Linked DNA regions of Mus musculus: regions 1 and 3 are each linked to region 2. Evidence: chromatin loops called from intact Hi-C (ENCODE). Cell type or tissue: left cerebral cortex. All regions are shown on one strand.

What was found. Hi-C counts contacts between places; a loop is a spot of excess contacts. Peaks named below come from ENCODE experiments on the same cell type or tissue, not always from the same donor. Only the 100,000 strongest peaks of a DNase experiment are listed, where the experiment ranks them.
Region 1: it touches region 2 in a loop (5-fold over the local background); 27 of 42 quality-filtered maps call a loop at or near these places.
Region 3: a loop joins it to region 2, with 7 times the contacts of the local background. A loop is called at or near these places in 15 of 42 quality-filtered maps.

Annotation. Positions count from the first base shown.
Region 1 is chr7:67,235,696-67,243,695 of GRCm38, reverse strand. Mef2a (myocyte enhancer factor 2A) reads left to right here. Exons shown (of 11, transcript NM_001291195.1): 9 at 3,256-3,382; 10 at 7,046-7,172. Among named protein-coding and RNA genes, the nearest start is that of Lysmd4, 17 kb to the right of the region's middle. In left cerebral cortex, a CTCF peak has its summit at 369 (motif pointing left); DNase peaks (open chromatin) are centred at 367 and 4,152; H3K27ac peaks cover 366 bases.
Region 2 is chr7:67,626,209-67,634,208 of GRCm38, reverse strand. Lrrc28 (leucine rich repeat containing 28) reads left to right here. Exons shown (of 10, transcript NM_175124.5): 3 at 5,874-5,914. Among named protein-coding and RNA genes, the nearest start is that of Lrrc28, 15 kb to the left of the region's middle. In left cerebral cortex, CTCF peaks have their summits at 1,620 (motif pointing right) and 3,129 (motif pointing right); a DNase peak (open chromatin) is centred at 3,133.
Region 3 is chr7:66,700,857-66,708,856 of GRCm38, reverse strand. It overlaps Lins1 (lines homolog 1), which reads right to left. Exons shown (of 8, transcript NM_152815.2): 3 at 304-817; 4 at 114-218. The coding sequence starts at 738. Among named protein-coding and RNA genes, the nearest start is that of Lins1, 15 kb to the right of the region's middle. In left cerebral cortex, no CTCF peak of the experiment used is centred here; a DNase peak (open chromatin) is centred at 3,998.

The DNA of each region.
Region 1 (8,000 bases), 390 kb after region 2:
AGGCACCCACTATTTTCATTTCCTTATGATGACATGTTTATGCATGCTGGTGTGTTTTTAACAGTTTCTTTTCAAATAAGTTTCTTTGTTCTTTATCCTTAAAATAAGAGATGATCTTTTATTTGTTCTGTGCTTGCTCATTTTTGGATTGGTATATGAAATATACTCACTGATTAGCTATAAATGTGATGCTAGATTATACAATGAATATCTTTGGGGGGAAATTCTTGAGTTAAGGATGCCACTAATGGTTGCATTATGGTTCAAACTGAAATAATTCATCTTTTACTAGACCCTGCTCTTTACCCTTAAATTATTGTCCTAAATGCTTTAATTATCTATCACTGTGTTGCCCTCTAGTGGTTCTGAAAGTCACTTACTCACGGAACACACTGCTTGCAGGGATCTAGCTGGTGGGCAGACCAAGTATGGAGGGTCATTATTTCTACAGTCTTTGAAGTCATACCAAGAAGTTGCCATGAAGATGCAACTCTAAAAAGCCCAGAGTAGGGATAGCCTACACAGAACCATCTGAACACTATTTTTACCTAGTTTTATTTGAGACCAGATTAAGTCTCTCCCTCAAAAACTCATTGAAATTGTTGACTCAGTGCTGAGCCTGAACTGTTTCTCCACCTGTCATACCAATGTGTGACACTGTGTGACTTTGCCTTCCTTAAAATGACACTTAACTGCAGAATCTCAGAGATAGTTTCTGAGTGTGTTGAAATGTAGAAATCATGAAGATAAGAAAGATCGCTAAAAAGTGTAGTCAATCACACTCTTTACAACTTCATAAACACCCATGGAAGGAGTTACAGAGACAAAGTTTGGAGCTGAGACGGAAGGAAGGAAGGAGCATCCAGAGACTGCGACTGCCCCACCCGGGGCATCCATACCATAATCAGCCACCAAATGCAGACACTATTGCATATGCCAGCAAGATTTTGCTGACATGACCCTAATATAGCTGTCTCTTGTGAGGCTATGCCAGTGCCTGGCAAATACAGAAGTGGATGCTCACAGTCAGCTATTGGATGGAAAACAGGGCCCCCAATGGAGGATCTAGAGAAAGTACCCAAGGAGCTGAAGGGGTCTGCAGCCCTATAGGTGGAACAACAATATGAACTAACCAGTACACCCTGAGCTCGTGTCTCTAGCTGCATGTGTAGCAGAAAATGGCCTAGTCGGACATCATTGGGAAGAGAGGCCCCTTGGTCGTGCAAACTTTATATGCCTCAGTACAGGGTAATGCCAGGGCCAGGAAGTGGGAGTGGGTGGGTTGGAGGGCAGGGCAGGGGGTTGGGAGGGTATAGGGGACTTTTGGGATAGCATTTGAATTGTAAATGAAGAAAATATCTAATAAAAAATTGTTCTTTAAAAAAGTTTAAGCTAATTCAGCATCTAAAAATGAAATCAGTTCAGAATGCAGGGAAGAATCAGAAACGCAGTTCCCTGGAATTCAGGAAGTTACGCAAGGCATTCTGTGCCCTAAACATTTGTTGATGGCTCTGATCCAAAGTGAAGTGAAAGAAAGGAGCCAGCTCCTGCGCCTGTGTTGAGGACTTCCCTAGCAAGAGTGAGGCCACAGTGACTCTGTTCTAAGCCTTGCACTTCTAGAATAATTTTATCTCATTACAGATTTAGTGGGATGGCTGTGAATCAAAAGGAATATAAATATATTTGTCTGTTTAAGTCACCAATGACACCAATAATATAAAGTTTTAACTACAGAAAGTCTGGGGACAGTAAAAAATGCTGTCTTGGGTTCATTTCTAATATACCTCTTCAATTATCAGCAGGAGCACTGAAAACCAGACATGACAAACATGTCTGTCTTTCTTTTGTAACAAATTAAAGGGTTCAGAGAAGTAAAGTGATGTTCTCCAGGCTTAGAGGTGAATCAGTAATTAAGACTCCAGTCATACCAGTACATCATATGGTTTTCAGATGCCCTGTGAGAAGATGTGTAGGAAATACAAACTGACCTGAGAGAAGCTGGAGTCCAGATCCTCAAAAGACCATCACCCGTCAGGCACTCATATTAGCCAGAGGCCTTCATTCATTCCAGTGCTTTCTGAAAACAGTTCAAGAGAAAATGCAGTCTCATTTGGACTCCTGAGCTCTGACACAGACCCCCAAAACTGTCAGTCATTAGGCTCTAACTATTTGTAAAAACAAATTATAGTTATCCTTTAGCTTCTTGTATACAAACTGTGGAGTCTCTTCTGTTCTCTGATACTTGATCCTGGAAAAAGTCAACTTTAGGTCAGTGTGAAGGGAAAAATTATTCTGCCATACCCCCTACACATGGAAGACAGGGGCTATCCTAATGTAGCTTCATCATTGAAGAGTTGACTTTTTTTTTTTTTGCCAGGAATAGGCAGTTCTTAAATCCCAGCCATCAGGAGTCAGAGGCAGCGGGATCTCTGTGTGTTCAAGGCAAGGCTGATCTACATAGCAGATTGATGTTCCCAATCAGCCAGGGCTACATAGACCTTCTAGGGGAAAGGGGACAAAAGGAAAAGGAGAAAGGGGTGGGGTGGGTGGGGTTGTCAACATTTTAATTTATTCCCAACCTGGCTAAGATACAATTATGCTGATACTATTAATACAGTCAGTCAGTATTTAGTAGCCTTTTCAAAAGTACATTATTAAAAAACTTAGAGCCTTTCCTTTCAGAAAACTGGAAGGCCAGAATGATACAGATCTGAGTGTGCTGTTAAAACCTGGATCACCTGCAGGGTGAGCAGGAGGGAAACCAGCTACATGGGATAAGCCACAGCCTAAAGCATTAGTATAGAAGGACTGAAAAGGACGTAGTTTTGTTCCTGTACTCTTACATTTATAATCTCATGTATACAAATTACTTTTGCTGCCATCAACCATTTAAAACATAAATAGACTTCATTTAATGTAGCTTGACAATACTTGTAATGATATCAAGTCCTCATTAAGTTATCACACAAAAGTGTTATCACCCATAAGGTAAGTTTCTATTTTAAGACATGCATCTGGGATTAATATGCTGTAATCTTAAAGGGGAAATGAATAATTAATACAAAGATAGATCTCTTAAATATTTAGTTATTCTCATTAATATCTTTAAGGATCTCATATCACTGTTTCAAGAAATAATGACATTCACATAAAACTGTGAAGTGTCACATTTAAATTGAAAGTTATTTTTAAAATCTTTAGTCTGAACATAAATACCACATAATTACACTTAATCTGTTCTCTGATCTCTCACAGAATGCCCAAAGGATAAGCAGTTCTCAAGCCACTCAACCTCTTGCCACGCCTGTAGTGTCTGTGACAACTCCGAGCTTGCCTCCACAGGGACTAGTGTACTCAGCAATGCCGACAGCCTACAACACTGGTGAGCCATCTCTGGGCCTTTTCCTGGACTCTGTTCTTGCTGCTTTCTAAACAAGGGGTACATGCTTATTAAGAATATAGCTCTGGGTTTTTGTTTCAAGTTTAAATGTATATTTTTAAAGTGCTAAGCCTTTAAAAAGTTACATAAAATGAGTTGATAATAGAATGAAGTAAGTTATTTCTCCAACATGAACTTTTACTACTTTTATTTTGGCGGCGGGGGTTGATTTTGGCGGCGGGGGTTGGGGGGGAGCAAAGGGGGGTTGAGACGGGGCCTCTGTGTAGCCTTGGCTGTCCTAGAACTCACTTTGTAGGCTAGACTGGTCTCAAAAGCCTTCCCCTGCTTCTCAAGTCCTGCAATTAAAGGTGTGTGCCACCATGTCAGACCTTTCACTGCTTCTTAAGAAAGAAGCAAGTAGCTATTGTCAAGTGTGGCCAAGGAAGGGAGGAGGCAAATTGCCCAGGTATTTTTATAAAGTCTTTTATTGCACACTATCTTTTTCTTCCTCAACTTTGAAATCAGATTGTTTTGTCTGTATGCTATAAACCTGCTTTGGGAAAGGGTTGAGGTCTCCTAGGGGTATGGAAGGTACTTCAGTGTGGCAGGCAAGATGTGTTTTTTCCTGTAGCTACTGGCTTGGTCTGTGTTATTAGACCCTGTGGAGGAGAATGAGCTCTTGTTTCTCCCCATAGCCAGTCAATCTGCTGCTAAGAAGAGGTTTTCATTCGTTTTGGTATTTTTGTTTCAGACTTTTGGTCTTAAAATATTCTTAAGACAGAAGGCTGTTAAGAAAGTTTAGGAGTAGGTGGACAGTGGTGGCACACACCTTTTATTGCAGCACTTAGGGTGGGGAGTGGGGTAGAGGCAGGCAGATCTCTGAGTTTGAGGCCAGCCTGGTCTACAGAATGAGTTCCAAAACAGCCAGGGCTACACAGCGAACACCCTCCAACCCCCTGTCTTGAAACACACACACACACACACACACACACACACACACACACACACACACACACACGGCGGGGGGGGGCGTCACAGTGAAGGGGGAGGGATACTGCTGGCTTAACCAGATGGCCCCTATGGAGAACTGGTGTGCAGAGGGTTCCCTGTGGGTTTACCATTCTAAGACAGGCAGGAAGAACAAGCAGTTTCACTTTCTCCCCAATTGAGCCAAACACCTGGCTCTGGGAAAGAAAGAAATAACACCTTGTCTGCCATCAGAAGACTGCAGTGCAAGGAAGTGACTTCTTTATGACGCTCATAAGTGGACTGTGGTAGAGATCACCTAATTTTAGACTTCAGAGTAAATGCTTTGGCATCAGTACTAAAACTGCTCTGTGAAGCTCCTGGAGGGACAGTTTATACCTTTGATTGGCACTTTAATTCCAGAGTTTTCAAATAACTTGTAATAGTCTTGTTGACAAAGCCTGGGGATGACCTTTACCGTCCCAAGTACCTGTGTGAAAAAACACACTGCTCCAGTCTGTCAGGTGCTTAGTAGCCTATGAATTGTAGCCCATTGTTTGTCTTGCACAGAACTAATTCCAGAAGAGGCCAGAGCTTAAACACTTCTAGAAATCCAATTAGAGCCCATCAATCCCTTGCTGCATAAGAGATTTTGAGTTAAGGGCATATCTTTTTGCCAGATGAGGAGCAGACACATCTTAGCTGGTAAGCATATGTAGGAAAAGTCCTGCACTGTTAGACTTTCTAGTTTGTACTCTGAGGTTGAGAAGATAGGCAAGAAGGGAGCTTGAGGTCCGATGGGCAGGTGGGTATAGCTGAGGACACCATTTGGATTGAGTATCAGAGTGAGATTGCAGTATTCTACATGTCTCATTGCAGGCATTCCATTATACTCAAGATTCTACTGTAGTGCTCGGTTTTTAGAAACGCCATTAGTTTCTAAAGAAAGTACATATATATAAGCATTTTAAAAATATTGCATACATCTATTTTTACAGAGTCTGCAAGGAATTTCTAAAACACATAAAGTAGAGTCAGGCTTCCTTAAAATCATGTGACTAAACATCAGTCTCATTCCATCCAAGGTCACTTTTACTCTCCTCCTTAGAATAGCTGTTTTGTTTGTGTTTTTTCTTTTCCCATATTATTGTATATATTATTTTTCCTTCTGTAGATACTTAGTAAGTAAAGGGATGAATAAAGGAGCAATTTTAAAAAATAGCCTGTGGGTCCCATAGACACTTGCTCATGCCCATCAGTAACATCACTCCAGCTTCAAGATGTATTAGCATGTGTGCCAGGTGCCCTGGCAGGCACTGTAAATAGAGTGTAGTCAGTAGTGGTACTGAGGTCTACCACAAGAAAGACAAGCAACACTGGGAAAGACCTGTCATATCGTGCCAGCCCTGACCAGGCAGGAAGCCACCAGGCAGAGCAGGGTGAGTGTCACAGGCCGGGCAGTTAGAGTTGAGCTGGAAAGGTGGGGATTTGTTGGGTATGTTACAGAGCATTGCAGTCATACTTGCTATTTCCAAACATGTCATTTTGGACTCCAGTGGTCTAGTGGTCATAGGACATGGCTCTTTGGTTAAGACTTGGTGCTACTCTTGCAGAGGATCCTCGTGTGGACCCCAGTACCCACTTCAGGCAATGCACAACTGCCTGTAACTTCAGCTGCAGGCAAGTCCTCAGTGGGAACCTTTACTCATGTGCAGAGATACCCAGAGACATAACTGAAATAATAAAAACAAATCTTGTTTTTTAAGTGAATGCCAATAAGTCGTAGAAAGGTTGTGTAGTGTCCAAGTCATAGTTTACTGGTGGCTTGGAATAGAGGAGTAGATTACACTGGGACCTTCACACGCTGGAGACAGCAAGGTAGGATTAACTAGAGTTGTTGCTAGCTAAGGTAAGAGCACAGCAAAGAAGTAATAGAACACTCACTTTCCTGGCCTGAGCTGTTGGGTATGTTGGTGCAATATATCAAGGAAGGAAGAACAGCTTTGAGGAGAACATGAGTTCAGTTTGGGTTTTGCCAGAATCAAGGTGTTTGTGGAGATAGCCAAGTGGAATAGGTCAAGTGGGTTATTGGATGGGCCAAGAGATCAAAAGAGAATTATGGACTAGAAGGGTCACTAGAGTGGACATCTGGCTGAGACTCTCTGGGCATGTCAAGTGTGAAAGGACAGTCACATATCACATAGAAATCTGAGTGCCAATGGCACCTTCTCAATTCAGCCTTTTTTTTTTCCTTAAAATATATTAATTCACTTGGAGAGCCAAATGCTTTAAACACCTTTCTTGAGACATGAGAAAAAAGTTAAAAGTAGGAGTCTCTGCCACCTTTCCTCAGAACTAAATGTAAGCCCCAAGTGTTAATGATGAACTTAAGTAACTACATGTAAGCAGTATCTAATATCCTAAGCCTTGGCCGCAGTAATTGTGACCAAAGCATTTGTAGAAAATGACTTGTATGTCATAGAAAGATGTTCATGAATTTGAGGTGACGTGTACAATCGGGGAGCTATTAAGGCAAATGTAGTTGATTGTGTCGTGATATTAGTTCAGCAAGAAAGCTTCTTTGTCCTTTCTGTCCCAATGAGCATCAACACGTGGTGATTCAGGTTTAATCCAGTGTGTCTCTTCTCCCCAGAGGTCAGGTACATTTGTCTGTGTAGTAATACTGCCCTTCTTTTGTAGATTACTCACTGACCAGCGCTGACCTGTCTGCCCTGCAAGGCTTTACTTCCCCTGGAATGCTGTCTCTGGGGCAGGCTTCAGCCTGGCAGCAGCACCATCTAGGACAAGCAGCCCTCAGCTCTCTGGTGTGAGTAACTGGAAATTTCCTGAGCTTTTGCACATGGCCTGCACACACTTCCTGTCAGTTCCCTTTTACTGTGTAGGCTATCAAGAACAAGCTCTGCCATGATTCTTGTTTATGTACAATTGTTGGAAGACTTTTCTTAACATAGCTGTAGATAGAGCATGGATGCTGCTGAGCAAACCAGGCATTCCTTGAAGGGACTTGGGGCACATAACTTTTCTTATTAAGCATGGAGAATCTCAGATGGTACCAAGGGAACCCTAAAATCCATATGGCACCTGCATGTTTCCTTCTCACTGCCTGCCAAATGAATAAGCCATTGCTTCCGAGCATCCGCTCTGAATCTGCCTTCCTTTTCTCCTTTGCTTTGGAGAAGAGGACAGCAGGCCTGTGCCTTTTGCATTCTCCTTGGATCTTAGTAGAAAAAGAGTAGGACTGAAAATACCCTGTGTTTGCATCAAGTGCCATAGGATTCATTTGATTGTTTCTGGCCCAGTTACCAACTACGTTATTCATAAAGGAATGCTCCTTATAGTCAGGGTGGAAAGCAGAGAGGATTTATGATGGTGCCCAGAAGGTACAAGTACAAGAGAGCATCCAGAAGAGGGACAGTGTAGCAGCAGCTAGCTGGCTGCTTTGCACCTGATCAGGCCTGGGACACCTTAGCTTCCTGCCCACAGTATCCAGAGAGCCAGCAACTCCTTTCTCTTGGATGATGAAAGAACCACACATGTGAATTGTAATCAGTAGTGCTCTGGAGAATTGTGTTATAGGTGAAAGTGCAAAGAATCTTAGGGAAAGGTTTTGTGGACCTGAAAGCTGGGCATTGGT
Region 2 (8,000 bases):
GATTAATGGTGTACAGCACTGCTGCCCAACCTCTATTCATTTTAATGCAAGGTTTTTTTTTTGAGAATTTAAACATATATATATGTTGTAGTAAAAATTAATCAGGGGTTTCGACCCCACCTTGGATCATATAGTTCTCAGATAAAAGATACAAAACCTTTATATTTATAATAAGCCTTAATATCAGTAGAGCTGGGCACATGTTAACCCTCTGAGCTATTTTGTCTACTTCCCTGTCAGTGACCCCGAGATAAGACTGGCCATGTTGACCGGAGCCTCTTCTACTTTGACTGGCCCTCATGGCCAGTTCTCATGACTCCTTACCCCATGGCGTCGTCTCTCTCTTCACTCTGCTGCTCCTTGTTTGTGCTTCAGACCCCAAGCCCTGGAACTAAAGCCCCACCTCCCTCTCCTCTGCCCAGCTAAAGGCTGTCGGCATCTTTGTTCAATAGTTTAAATTAAGGAGCAAGGTTACATAGCATGAGATCTGTTATGTGAGGATTTCCTCATCCCTCAGGCAACCGGATCTTGGGGCAGTATTTACCATTACAGTGCATAGAAGCAGACCAAACCTCAACATGTGTCTGTTGTAGTTACATCATTTATTCCTGCCCTCCCATCCCTTCCAGCATCTTGTCCGTCCCTGTTTCCTCTGATACTCTCAACCTTGTCTGTATTTACTCTGTACATCCATCTACCAACACACGTATAGAGTATTGCTCATGTTACATGCATTTAGAGCTGACGACCTCTTGGGATTGTATAACCTATTGGGGGCTCATCTCTGCAGAAAGCTTATTCTTTCTCACTCAGCAGCCTGGAGTTCTAGATTCTTTACATCCGTACCAACATTGATATTTTCCATTTTGTTGTTGTTGTTGGCATAGCTGTCCTAGTAGTTATGAAGTGATACTTCATTGTGGGTTTGATATGCACTTCCTGGAGGCTGATGACATAAAGCAGCATTTATCTATTGTGTTAGTTGACTTTTTATTACTATAGCAAATTCCTGGATAAGCAGCTTAGAAAAGGTATTTTGGCTTGTGGTTTTAAAGGTTCCAGTCCACCATGGAGTAAGCTGTTCCTCTGTGGCTGGAAAGCAACAGTAGAAAAAATGGGAGACGGGGAGGAGGAAGGCAGGGACTCAGATCCCCTCAAGTTGACATCCCCTGTGACTTAAAGGCTCACTGTCTCCAGATAGCAGCACCCTGAGAGCCAAGCCTTTAAGGAGCTTTGAGATCCATCTCTAGCAGATTTTTAAAAAAATTTTATCATTAGTCCATCTTTCAGTAACTTTTTTTGTTACTGGGTTACAATAGTTTTTATGTTCTGGGTGCTGGATCCTTATCTGATGTGTGTTTTGTAAATATTTCTTTCAGTCTGTACATTGTCTTTTATTTATAATGTCCTTTTCTGTACAAATGGTCTTAGTTATGATCATCTTTTCTCCTGTGGCAGCATTGCTTTTGTATAGCATCTGTGAACCCATTGCCAAATCCAATAGTAAGGCGATTTATTCCCTTTTAAATAATTTGTGTTCATTTTATGCATGTGGGTGTTTTGTCTGCAGTTATGTCTCTGCACCTCATGCATGCAGTACCTGTGGAGGCCAGAAGAGGGCATTGGATCCCGTGAGACAGGAGTTACAGATGGTTGTGGGCCAACATGTGGGTACTGGGAATTGAACCTGGGTCGTCTGGAAGGGCAGCCAATGTGCTCAACTGCCAAGCCATCTCTCTAGTCTAGCACCGCATGCTTATGTTTTAGATAAGTGATGATAACTGCTCTAAGAGCCAAAACGTGGGATGTGTTATTAGATGTGGGTTGCAGCAGGTGCTGAACCTTGGGTCCTAGTAGCTTTTAGCCACAGGTATTTCTTATTCCGGATGAATGCAAACAGTTGCAGATTATTTGAGTGCTCTGGCTTGCGGTGTTTTCCCTCACGGGTGAACCCTCACAAAGCTGTTACCATCTTAGAGTCGCTGTGGAGCATGTGAGTTCTTGTGAGAGAGCAGGAGTTAGGCTTCTGGGAGGTAGACAAACAGGGAGCAGGGTTATGGCTAAGTGATAAAGGAGACAGATTTCCAAAATGGCCAGCTTTTCCTTATCCTCCCGATTAAGACAAAAGCCTGACAGCTTTAAACAAAGCCTTGTAAGCTTTTGTCTCCTAGAAGCCCCCCTGCTGACGGACTGGCTCAAGGCCTATCAGGACAAGTCACACGACAGTTGTAGGCCAACCAACCAACTTCTCTTTGTTCAAACTGACCAACCTTAAGGGAAGAGCAATTCTTCAAAGACTTAACCCCAACCCTTGAAGAGAGTGATTCCAACCCTTGAGAAGAGAGTGATTCCAGCCCTTGAGAAGAGAGTGGGTTTTTGAGAAGAGAGTGGGTTTTTGAGAAGAGAGTGGGTTTTTGAGAAGAGAGTGGGTTTTTGAGAAGAGAGTGGGTTTTTGAGAAGAGAGTGGGTTTTTGAGAAGAGAGTGGGTTTTTGAGAAGAGAGTGGGTTTTTGAGAAGAGAGTGGGTTTTTGAGAAGAGAGTGGGTTTTTGGCTTTGTGAGTGTTCTGTCCACTTCCTAGGGGCCGTTTTCTGTGTGTTTCTGCTGGAAGCCTGTGTTCTCCCTCACCCCCCTTAAATGCCTTTCTTCGGCTGCTAATTCTGTCTGTTGCTGCTGGCCGTGTTTGAGATGATCCTGCCTAGCTCAGGATTGTGCCTGCCGTTTCTTTAATTGGCAGGGGAGAAAAACAAAATAAAACAGCAAGCAAACAAAACCCCAGAGCCTAACGAAGACCCCCTAGACTGTATCACATCTGCCCTGGTTTCTGAGGGAAAGGCGTGGGAAGGGCAGTGTCTACCACAGAATGTCACAGACCTGTTGTGTTTATAACATACATGAAATTCTTGTCCCAAGTTATAAACATTTAAACATTTTCACATTTAAGGGGAGTTTGAAAGCAACATTTTATGCCAGCATGAGAAACATGTTAAAGTTTATTTTTGTATTAGTTATGAAAAAAATTATTGATGTAACTGTTCATGGGATTTCTATTTTCCATGTACTGAAAATGTGGGATTAGAAAGAAGGGCGTGATACCACAGAGCACCAATAGGGGTCAGTCATGACCTGCTCAACAAATAGACACTGTTTCCTAGAACCAGCAGGGGTCAGTCATGGCCTGCTCAACAGACAACTGTTTTCTAGGTTGAGAGATGGATTTACTTGTTTTGTATTTCCAAAAGGCAGCATCCTCATGAACTACGGTCTTCTCAAAAGTTAGTGTACCTGTTTTTACATATAAATACAGTGTGTTTCACTTGTCAGTCAGCTCACACTGACACATGTCAGTAGCAGAAGTATAGTTTCAGTGTTTTATATATAGCTCTAACTCAAAAAAGCAAAACTTACCAAGCAGCTTACCATGGAATGCTATCTGATAGTCATGTAATAGACCAGATCCAGTGTCGCTAGTCCAGCAGATGAAGCTGGTGAGGGCCTGAGCCTTTCTCCCCTGCCCTGCTCTGTGCTTTAACGGGAGCATGCTGATTGAGCTCTTTGCCTTACAGTTCTCTGGTTTTGCTAGGTATGCCCATAAATGGAAGCATGTGTCGTTACTAGGAAAGATACCAATACTAAAAGACCATTCCAGGGATTTGTGACATCCGAAGAAACATGTTTGAATGCATACTGAGTGAGGGTTCACAGCTTGTACCACTTAAATGTTTAAGTAGGTCTGTCAGCAGTGAGATCTCAAAACTTCAGTCGTTTCACAATCTCTATGTTCAGTAATGCAGCTTATGGCAAAAGGGCATGTCCATATATACATAAGCAGTTAGACTGTACCTGTATGCATGTATGAAGTTGTTACTTTCTTATCTAAAATAAAACCAGTGGATTTCCATTCTGTTTAGGGTTTCAAAAAAAATTTATGCCTTAGAATAAAATATAAGCCCATGTATTAGTCATGTCTCTTATCATGGTGGCCTGTCTTTTCCACCTCTCAAACTGGGCCTTGCTTCCTGAGGCTGCACAATCTTCCCCAAAGAGCACCACCGTCCAGGGACCAAATGTTGAAGCGTTGAAGCATGGGTCTGTGATAAAGTTTTACATTACAACCTAGCAGTCCTTGCCACTTTGTGTAAAACTATCTTTATACTTGATTTTTACTTGGTTTCGCTTTTAAACTTACATACACTTGGGGGAGTATGTGCACGTGTGAGTCCTGGGGTCCAAGGAGTCCAGAAGAGGGCGTCAGAGCTCCTGGGACCAGAGCTACAGGTGGTTGTGAGTTGCCAGACAGGTTCAAGAGCAGGATAGTTTCTATTACTTCCTGTTGCTGTGATGAGAACGCTGCTGGAGCCCCAGCTGAGAACTCACACCTTGAGCTGCAAGAACGAATCCCAGAGCCAACTAGGAATGACAAATGGCTTTGAAACCTGAGCTTTGCCTCCTGTGACATACTTCCTCCAGCAAGGCCACACCTCCTAAACCTCCCAAACAATGGCACCAGCTGTGGAGGGACACCTCATTCAAGCCATCACAGGTTCTTAAGGCTGGCCAGGCCCCCAAGCACAGCTGCTTTTGTAGCCGGGTTTACAAAACCTGTTTTTATGTCTTTAGGACTACTGTTAAGGCATTGTCGGCCAATAGTTAATTTTCTAAACACCTCCTGCCCTTTTCCCTTTGCACATGTTACGTCTGTGCCCAGAAGGTGAACCAGAACTACCCCCCTTTCCACCTCATGCCAATCTCATATTCATCTTTAAGAATCCATGCCAGACCTGTTTTTGTTTTCTGAAAGCCATTCCTGGTTCTGCCATTAAAACTAGCTTACCTTTTGGTGTTTGGAGGATGTGGAATGAAAAACCCATTCTTTCTGTTTTTATAGTGTCCATCTTCATGTGCTTATAAATCTGAGCCATGTCTGTAGTTAAATACAGTTATTTACAGGAACAGCCCTCCTTTCACCCCACTCTTTTCAAGCTGTGAGTAGAATTGTAGAAGTTGTCCTTTGGAAAAGGACACCACCCCTACTCCAGCATATTTCATCTATTTCATCAGTCTGCCATCCCTCTAAGATAAAACTGTTGGATCACAGTCCTTGTTTCTCTTCATTCTCAACCTCCTTTCTCTCCGAGATCTGCCTTTCTTTAGCAGCAGGGGTGGGGAGCTGGGGATTGAGGGCTGTAACTGTGAGGCCACCATAACTAAGCAGTCCTAATAGCAGTGCCTTGCTCACACTTGGGAGGCAAGCATCCAAAATTAGGGTGCGCTCATCAGGGTAGGGTCCCCTTTTGGGGATTATAGAGTCTTGCGGGCCCTTCTCTCTGTGTAGGCTGTTGGCAGACCCTGGCATTTTTTTGTCCACAGTTGTCTCTTTGGCCCCTCAACCTCTTGGCGGTGGCCTTCTTCCTTACATGCCCTGAGAGGTGCCTGGTTTCTCTAAGGCAGCAGTTCTCAGCCTGTAGGTAGCAACCCTTTGGGGTTGAACGACCTTTTCCGGGGGGTGGGGTAGGGTGTTACCTGAGACTGTTGACAGATATTTATGTTATGATTCATAACAGTAGGAAAATCAGTTATGAAGTATCAACAGAAATAATTTAATGGTTGGGGTCACCACAACATGAGGAACTGTATTAAAGGGCCCCAGCATTGGGCAGGTTGAGGACAAATGTGATAAGGGATGCTGATTTTAACTGTTTGACTATACTAAGTGCCTTGTGATTAGTGTAAAAATGAATCCCAAACATGCTAAGTTATTATTTTCACATTCTCAAAATTTATATCCCAAGAAGATATTCTGTTATACTTAAGGGAATTAAAAATGTTAATACTTTTTAAAGATAAAATTTAATTCTGAGTTTTTGATTTTCAGCCAGAAAACCTTGCTCAGAAGCTTCCAAACCTTGTGGAACTGTGAGTGTGTTTATTCATTTTTTTTTTAAAATAAGAATGGGAACTTGAAGTGATTTGGAATAGTGGGACATATAATTTTAATTTATTCATCTGTGGTAACGTTTGGGTGTGGTTGTCATGCTGCTGCTCTGGGTAGATGGGAGGCTTTGCTAACCCCTGCAAAGGTGTGTTAGAGCCTTTAAGATGCTGACATAGCTCAGCTCAGACAATGAAGATGCTCTTCTGGGAAGTGCATGTTCCTGGGAGAATCCTACTCTTGTTATTCCTGTGTCAACCTGGATGTAGGCTCCCTGAGGGCACAGTGATGCTGGAAAACTTGGGCCTTTCCTCCACGTCTTAGTAGTGCCAGTACTTTGGAAGATTACCTTCATACTGCTACAAAACTTACCTTTTTGTTTCTGTTTTCTTGAGGTGCTGTGTGCCTTCTGTGTGCATGATAGGGAGGGCAGTGCTTGCCCACTGAGATACATCTCAGGACCCCTCAGTGCTTTTGTCAATTGTGTTTAATGTTTTGTCTGAGTGTGCACATATGTCTGTAGCGGTAGATAATCTAAAAGTCCTCTATGCTCCCTGTGAGTTCCTCTGCGGCTCTGTACCCACCCAAGAGCTCTGGATTCACAAATGAAAGATACACACACACACACACACACACACACACACACACACACAAAGCAACTTTTATATTTTAATGTGCCTGGTGTAGCTCTCGGCACTTCCAAACCTCCCCACAGCTAGCACATACTTCCTCCAGGATTCCTGAATGAACACTTTCTACATCTATATTTTATCTTTGCTGTCCTGTTTCCTTCTGGGTCTGCTTTCCCCTTGCACCTACATTTCGGCCATCTTACCCTCCTGCTCCTTCACAGCGTGGTCCGTCCTACACCCCTGTCATGCTGGACTTCCTTTTCCCTCCCTTGCATCTCCCTGCACAGCCATTGGATGCTAGCAACTTTATTTTCCAATCAGAGCCAACTGGGGTGAGCATCCCTTAGCCTTGTGCAGAACACTGCACACAGGTTTTTAGGTAACACAGTTAGCATGAGAACACAAGCCACTATGCGTGCATGCTCACCTTACTCTCTTGAAACAGGGCCTGCCACTGAACCTGTGCTCTGCTGGCTGGCTGGCCAGCAAGCTCTCAGGATCTTTCTGCCCTTGGCCTCCAGTGCTAAGGTTACAGACACACAAAGCTCTCTGTTTTATGTGGATTCTGGGTATCAAAATTCTGGTCCTTATGCTTGCAGAGCAAGCACTTTTACCACCAAAACATCTCCTAGCTTCACTTTTTGTTTTGTTTTGTTTGAGTTATGGTTTCTCTGTGTAGACCTGGCTGTTCTGGAACTCACTCTGTAGATCAGGATGGCCTCAAACTCAGAGATCTGCCTGCCTCTGCCTCCTCAGTGCTGGGATTAGAGACATGGCCACCACTGCCACACGCAGCCTGGCCACTTTTGGTTTTGAATCCGTGGTCTTTTGAGTAAGAATGTCTACTATAAGCTCACACATTTGAATGCCACGCCACCAGGGCGTGTCACTATTTGAAAAGATGAGAAGGATCAGAAGTTGGGGCCTTATTGGGGGTCGTGCATCATGGTGTCATGTTCATAGCAGTAGAATAGTCACTGAGACATAATGATTCATGTATTTGTGTTGAATTTACCCTCCTGGAAGATAAAAATTAGATAGCATATAATATTCTGTCCTAATTTGACTGTACAGAAGAAGCTGTACTCATCTCATCCTAGAAAGGCGTTTACTCCTTCCTGTCCGTTGCTCTGTTTGTTATTCTGTCTGAGTGTTGGGGAGGTAAAGGAAAGGCACCCTGCATCCATCTTTACACTGAGTCTTGGTCAGTGTCATTGTCCCGTCCTTTCATTCTGAAACTCTTCAAAGTAGCCAACGATAAAATCGAAGCTCAGGGAACACCCTCAACCTAAATGTAACCACACTCAACACTGCCGCTGGGTTTCCTCGCCTTCCTCCTGCCTGTGTAGTGTGTGCTGAGTGACAGGGGAGCGTCGTAGGTAGCTGCCACTTCCACGCCAGGACGCAGTCCATTCAGTGCTGTCTCTCTGATTTCCCT
Region 3 (8,000 bases), 930 kb after region 2:
TTTGGGGGATCTTATTTCATTCCTACATTTTTGGATTTGCATTTTACTGTGGGTGAAAGTATCTTATTAACTCAAATATGTGAACTTTAAAACACTCAAGAGAAATAACTAACGTGCTGGCTTCTGACCTTCTCTCTCAGCTGGAAATACAGTAGCGAGGCGAGGCACTTCGCAGCCATGTGGGACAACAACTTGTCAGAATTCTGGAGCATGCGCATCTATAGCAAAACAAACACCGTTCGCCACACTGCTGAAGCCTTAGCAACTTTACTTAGTATCTTAATCTTTTTAAAAATGGCTCACCAATTTGGAATCGAGTTCAACAGACTGCAAAAGGACTTCAGTTAGCTCTCTGTACCCCTCCTTTGCGTGGGTCTCCGTTTCATCAGACAGTACCTGGCTCAGCATCGTGTCAATCACTGTTAACTGAAGGAGCTTCATCTCCCGGGTTCTGTCCATCTGAAGCTGTCTCTTGGGACACTCCTGTGCTCCAGGAAGGGTGGCCACCTCGTGGGAGGATGGCCCATGCTGGCCTGCCATGCCATCAAGCACACCACTGGCATTAGACTGAGCTACAGGGAAGGCTGGACAGCCATCTTGTTCTGAGAGATCTGGGTTGAGATAGAAGATGTAACCATGGACGTCATCTTCAAGAGTGGTTCCAAGAAGTACTTTCCTGTATAATTGATCCAAAATTTCTTGGACTATTTCCATTTTGATATCCAAAATGTATCTCATAAGAGAGTCAACAGCCACAGGAGTAAATATTGAAGACTTAGAAATACAATGGATCTCTAAGATGTTTCCTCAGTGAAGCCTGAAACAGAAAAGGTAATTTATAATTATGGGTGTTAAAGCTGTATTACAAGTGAAACAAGACTGTGTTCACTTCGGAAGTCTCAAGTTAGAGATAACAGTAGTTGTTGGACTCCTCGATTGGAAATTATTCTAACACTTTAAAATCACAATGACGAAATGCACACTTTACATGTAAATATCAGAACATAAAACTCTTTATAGTGTTGTTTGGGGGTGTGTGTGCAAAAGGGTGTGAGTACATTTGTGCTTGTGCATGAGTGTGCTTATGCATGCTAGGCTTCTGAGCTTCATCCCTAGACTTGTCTTTTAATTTTTGTTTGGAGGGGGAACTCTGTAAGCTGCCTGCAGTAGTAGGCTGGCCTTGATCTTACTCTAGCTCAGGAAGCCTTGAACTTATGATCCTCTTGCATCAGACACCCAGGTATCTGGGACCATGGGCTGGTATCACCAGGCCCAGGTGAAAAACACCAGCTTTCCTGTAACACTTCATGATGGCTGCCTCAATTCTCCATCATGGTACTGTTGAACGGGGAGCCAGACTCCTTTATATGGGGAGCTGCAAGCACACTCCAGACTGGTAAGCAACCCCTGCCCTCACCCAGTCTTTCTCAAACCTCTGCCATCTCCCAGCCAAAACACCATAGCATCAGGTACCAGATTCCGGCGACTAGAAATGCCTGCAGACGTTGTTAGATGCCCCAGTTTAAATCCACTGGGGTAAATCAAAATTTTTACCTAGGATAGCAAAAACTATTCTCAACAATAAATGAACCTATGATGGAATCATCATCCCTGACCTCAAGCTATACATTTGTGAGCAATTGTGATAAAAACTGCATGGTACTGGTACAATGACAGACAGGTAGATCAATGGAATAGAATTGAAGACCCAGAACTGAACCCACACACACACCTATGGTCAACTTGATCTTTCTCAAAGGAGCTAAAACCATCCAGTGGAAAAAGGAGCATTTTCAACACCTCTATGGAGCGCACAAGGGAGGACACCCACTCTGGAAAAAGAATATTGGAGATGTCTAATCAGGACATGGACATAAAATCTGAAATTAATCCTTACATGATGTTACATTTTTTCTGATGTAAAAAATTATCCTTTTAGAAAAAAAAAAGTAATACAAAGCTTTGACCTCTTGTCAAAAAATACACAGTACACAAAACATCTTCCAACAACCTCTTCCGGAAACATGGTATATAAAGCAGATTTTGAAGCGCTAGACTCAAACAAAATTAAAATATTTGCTTTCTAAAAAATCCTGCCAGGTGTGGTGGCGCATGCCTTTAATCCCAGCACTCGGGAGGCAGAGGCAGGCGGATTTCTGAGTTCGAGGCCGGCCTGGTCTACAAAGTGAGCTCCAGGACAGCCAGGACTATACAGAGAAACCCTCTCTCGAAAAAAAAAAAAAAAAACAAAAAACAAAAAACAAAAAAACAAAAAAAAATCCTATGAAGCTGAGACTGTTGCTCAGTGGTAGAGTCCATGATCAATATTCATGAGGTTCTAGGTTCAATCCCTGGTAGAGGGAAAAAGAAAGAGAGAGAGAGAGAGAGAGAGAGAGAGAGAGAGAGAGAGAGAGAGAGAGAGAGAGAGAGAGAGAAAGAAAGAAAGAAAGAAAGAAAGAAAGAAAAAAAGCAAAGGTACTTGTCTTAGTTAGAGTTTCATTGCTGTGAAGAGACACCATGACCAAGGCAACTCTTATACGGGACATCTAATTGGGGCTGGCTTACAGATTCAGAGATTCAGTCCATTATCATCATGGTGGGAAGCATGGCAGCATCCAGGCAGGCCTGGTGCTGGAGGACCCTTATGTTCTACATCTTCATCTGTAGGCAACCAGAAGAAGACTGACTTCCAGGCAGCTAAAAGGAGAGGCTCAAAGCCTACCCCTACAGAGACACACTTCCTGAAACAAGGTCACACCTGCTAATAGTGTCACTCCCTGAGCCAAGCATATTCAAACCACCACAGGTACAAAGACTTAGTACCATAAAAACACAAAATCAGAACTGATTCTAATTCTATAATTCTTCTAATGCAACCACATGGCTCTGTTGAGCCAAGAACTGACTTTCTGAAGTCAGTTCATAACTAACAGTCCTCAAAGAAACTGCCATTGGGTGTTACCAGTTACGCAGAAACAGAAGGTGGTCCCTAGCAACCTTACCTCCCCCGGCAAATGGGAATCAGAAATTCGATGGAGCTCACCTATCTTGGAATCTGCAGAGGCCAGAGGGATAAATAAGTCAGTTTAGATTCAGAGGGTACCGCATGGGGGCTGCTGCCCGTGGTCCCCAAGGTGTCACCTAGTTATGAGTGTAGAGCTGGGATTTGCTGCATGAAGAACACTGTGGACTGCAGTGTCTGTCTGTCTGTCTGTCTGCCCTCAGCAGCCACTTGCTTCCTCAATCCCCTCACTTACTCACCAGTGCTGAGCTCTCTCTGAAGAATAGAGGGGGAAATGCGGTTGCGATGCAGAAGAGAAGAGCCAGGCAGAAGCTGATTTTGAAGGGGAAGACAACCCTGAGGAACCCCATGCATACTGCAGAGACTTGTTTTGCACATTTACACACCGAAGATTATCCCTGAGCAAAAAGCTTCAGGAAGCACTGGAGAAGCCTTCCTGGAGGACGACAGTGCGCACCAACGCCTCTTTCTGGGCCAGCATGGCTGTCACCCCTAGTGTTTTACCTGATCTTTTAACCCGAGTCACTGAAAGTGTTCACTAAAGAGATCATCCACCTGCCCCTAGGTCAGCAATTATAGAAAAATGCCATCTAAGGTGAGAGTATTCCAAAAAAGCTGAGGTCTCTATAACCCAGGGCTATCATTTTTTTTTTTTTTTTTTTTTTTTAGAATTTCAAGTATTTTATTTGTTGTAAATGTCGGGGTATCATTTTTAAGTGTCCTCCGTACTAGCTGCCATTGGCAAGTGACTATTCTCCTACCACAACAGGAAACAAAAATAACTAAAAAGAATACCATTCTTAGAATAGCTGCAATAACAACCAGAGGCAGCTGATGTTGGCAAAGATGTATAGAAACTAAATCCTGCTATAACAGCTATTCTGTAAATTAATCTGGCAGTCTCTTCAAAGCTGCACATTTAGTTACCAGATGACCCAGCAACTGGGAAGTTGGCATTCATGCCAGAAAAATAAAGTCATGCACACAAAAGCTTGCACAAGATGCCCTTCACTGGGTGTGTGGAAACAAAGCGGTGGAGCCACACCATGAAGTAACTTTTCATCATCAACAAAACCCTATTACTACCTGAGCGGCCTTAGATGGCTCTCACAGGGATTATGTGGGGGAAAGGGGCAATCGTAGAAGCTGTGTATTATTTCTATTCCTGAAGAGTAAATGGGCAATGTAATACAGATGGAAGTCAGCCTCCGGCTGAGGGCTCCACCTCCTTAGAGGGTGGGGCTATGAAGGATAACAGGGGGCATGCCAGTGCTAACAAAAATCACACAGAGCTAGGCAAACATTCAAATAAATGTGCACAGATAAAGAGGGAAATCGGAGGGAGGCAGGTAGGTTGTATCAATTAAGATTTTGTTGTGTTGAGCAAGATGATGCCCTTGGGAAAAATCAGGAAAAAGCTACATAGGGTCTTGCTGCATCTTTCTTCAAACTGCTCATGACTCTACAATGACCTCAAAGAAAACGTATATATTAAAAGAAACCAAAAATTTTAGCTGAATAAAACAGCACATGCCTATAATCTCATTCTCAGAAGGCTGAGGCGGGAAGGTGGAGTTCAAGGCCTCTCTGGGAAACTTAGGGTGGCCCTGCATCAAAAGCAGGAGGGAGGGAAGACTGGAGATGAAGCTCAATAGTAGAATGCTTGCCTGGTATCAACTTTCAGAACTATAAAAATAATCAGACAAAACGCCTTAATTTTGGGAAGGGTTATAGTCACTTTGTAGCCTAGGGCAGCCTCAAACTCATGGTTCTCTTGTTAAAGTTCCTGACTGCTGGGGTATAAGATTAAGTTACCATGCCCAAACATACTAAAGACCCTGATTCTTAAAGTCTCTACACCAAAAACTGGACAGAACTGTACTAGAAAGTACATTTAAAATATTTCTAGAAACTAGCTGGGCATAGTGGTCCACACTTTTATTCCTAGAATCTGGAAGGCAGAAGCAGGAAGATCTCTTGTGAGTTTGAGACCTGTCTGGTCTGTCCACACAGTGAGTTTCAGACCAGCCAGGGCTACGTAGTGAGACCCTCTCTAAAAAACGAATAAAGCAATAAGTAAAATAATCAACAATATGAGCACGGGAGTTCATGTATATACCCCAGCTCTTGGAGCCTGGTGAAGGCGTAGACGGACATGGGGGCAGAGGAGTCCTAACATCCTTGGGGCCAGTGAGATGGCTCAGCTAATCAAGGCCCAATGTCCTGAGTCTGACCCCTGGAGCCCACATGGTGAAAAAGAACCAATGCGTAGGAGTTTCCTTCAATCTGCACATGTGCAAGAGTGTACACACAATCAAATGAATTTGTACAAAGTGGTTTAAGGTCAGCCTGGGCTTTTTACACAGCCAGGCCTTGTCTCTACATAAATATTTTAACAATACTAACAATGACACAAAGATCAACTTTGGTACACTGTAAGTTTGAGGTCAACCTTGGTTATAGTCGACTCTGATGCAAAAACCCGAAGTTTCCTAGGACATGATAGAACTCTGAAGCCTTCGTTAGAAAATGTGATCACTAAAGAACTGCCCATGTGTATTTGTACAACCAATGCTATTAAAAATAAAAGACCAACTTTATACAAATTGGCGGCTAGAGTTTGCCAAGAGATTCAGGAGTGAGCCTCAGCTTAAGTCAACAATGGTTTGACTTTAGTTTCCGCCCGAGCAGTTACATAGCTCAGATGCTGTCTATGATACTCAATGCAGAACCTGAAGCACTCCAAACAAAGGTTGTCCTCCAAGATTCTGGCTCCTAACCCACTGAGACATCATACGCTGTGGGAAAGAAGCAAGGATTAGTGGTTTACCAAATTAGCCAGGCTGAACCTCGACCAATCACAACTGCCTTCATTGCATACCACAGTCCACCACCCTGCTGCAGACAGTTCTGTTCTTGCCCAGCCCACTGCTCCCTTGAAGTGTTTTTCCTCTTTTCTACTCTGATATTAAGTGGTGAATTCTTTTCACCACCGACGAATCTGACTCATATTGCATCTGTTGGCATGGACTCTGGGGTACATCAACTACAGCTTCCACCTCTAGGGACCCTCGGTATGCTAAATGCGGAAGAGCTTAGAGAGTCGGAAAGCCTCTCCTCGGGACAACTTCCCCGTAGGGCCAGGTTTCCTCCCTTTAGGGCACGCTCACCTCTGTCCTTGGGGGTGAGAGGGTACAGTTCCTCTGGGAGTTCTGTCTCTGCCCCAGGGCCTTTGTAGTTCTCCACTGAAGAATGAGGACAGCTAAAGATTCCTGGCTGAAACCAGTTCCTTGTGGAGCAAAGGCCTCCCTTCTCTCAAACTCCATAGCCCTACAGTAGTGGGGAACCAGTGCTATGTTACCCCTCTAAACAGAAGGACTTCCTAACAGTCACCAACTGAAGACAACTCTGGTGGGATCTAAGGCCTTCTGCTTAGTTTGTAAGAAAGAAAGGACTGTTTCCTGCCTCTTTTAATGCCCAGTTCTCCCCACCATTGTGGTGACTACCTCCCAAGGCCCGGTTGTTTCTTGTTCCATCTTTTCTGACTGCCCTCCCCCTGAGGATGACTGCAGATTCTGGATCATGTAACCAGTGTCCCTCACCGTAACTGTTGGTTCCAGTGCCAAGATGTCCTTTAAGTAAGTTAATGTTCTCTCTGACATCTGAACCTCAGGTCTCTTGCGGACACTAAGTGTTTCTGCCTGTATGGAAGTGTATCCTGGGACTCGGAAGCCCAGGAACCATCAGCTCAGAGGGGAGAAGGTGTTCCAGTGGAAGGGCATTCTGAGACTGAGGGCTCAGGAGCTACACAGCTCTGAGGTGGGACAGTGTCCCGGTGAAGGGACTCCCGAGACACAGGAGCCCAGGAACCACATAGCTCTGAGGGAGGCCTCCTCAGCAGAGGTGTTGCAGCTCCCAGGGGAGGGGATCCCCAGCTGAGCTGAGGAGCTCAGGGGCCTCAGACACACTCCTCTTCTCTTTATCACTGCTTTTCTTCTTGCCTTCTTCCAATGAGTCTCCCAGGCAGGAAATCTCATGAAAGCTTTATTGGAAGGTCCAGGATGTGTAGGGATGTATCCAGGGATGGCTACCCTCTGCTCCCGGGAGCAGACACCAGGGGATCCAAAGGGGCAGTGCTTATATAGGATTTCTCAGTGGGTGGAGCTTCTCAGGGCAGAGGTTTCTAGAGTTATGATTGGTGGGATTTGAAGTCCTGACCTTGGGGAAGCTTAAGGATTGGTGAGGTTTTGTGAGAAGCTCAGAGATTGGTGGGTTTTCCTGCTCAGGGATTGGTGGCTTTTTTTCACCCACTTTTCCCTGCATCGGGCCCATGGGTTAAGGTGGGAAGTCCTTGTATCAGGTCCATGGGTTAAGGTGGGAAGTCCTTGTATCAGGTCCATGGGTTAAGGTGGGAAGTCCTTCCTGGCTGCAGCCAGCTTTTGCAGAGGAGCCATTTCTGTGGGGCTGTTGGGGGTAGGGAAGGGAGAAAAATTCTACAGAGGAGGTGCTGCCACTGTGGACAGCTTCTATGGGACAGCTCCTGTAATGGTGTCTCATGAAAGCTGTAAGCTAAGGCAGGAAAGGTGTGGTAGGTGTTGACACCATGGACAGCCCTTGAGGGGCTAGAAAGGCTGTGCACCACCTTGGACAAGACCTGTGAGGGGTGCAGGCTGAGGAGATTTTGTGGTGCAGCCATTTTTGACAGGAGTCACCATTTTGAACAGCTCTGTAGGACATTTTACTGTGGTAGCCAAAGACTGGGGTGGGAAGGAGGAGCCTTCTGCTGCTTTCATGGCTTTTGTGGTCACCATCTCTCAGCAAGTCCTTTAGTAAGGTGCTCTATCCCTTTTAAAAGTTACACATCAAATGCCTTGAACCTAGGGCCCTTTGTCCTCTAGAAAGATGTCTGTTAGAGACTCGGGAGCTGATCTCCAGTCTCAGTATGAGACAGTCACCTCCTTTCCCTTCAGACTCACCC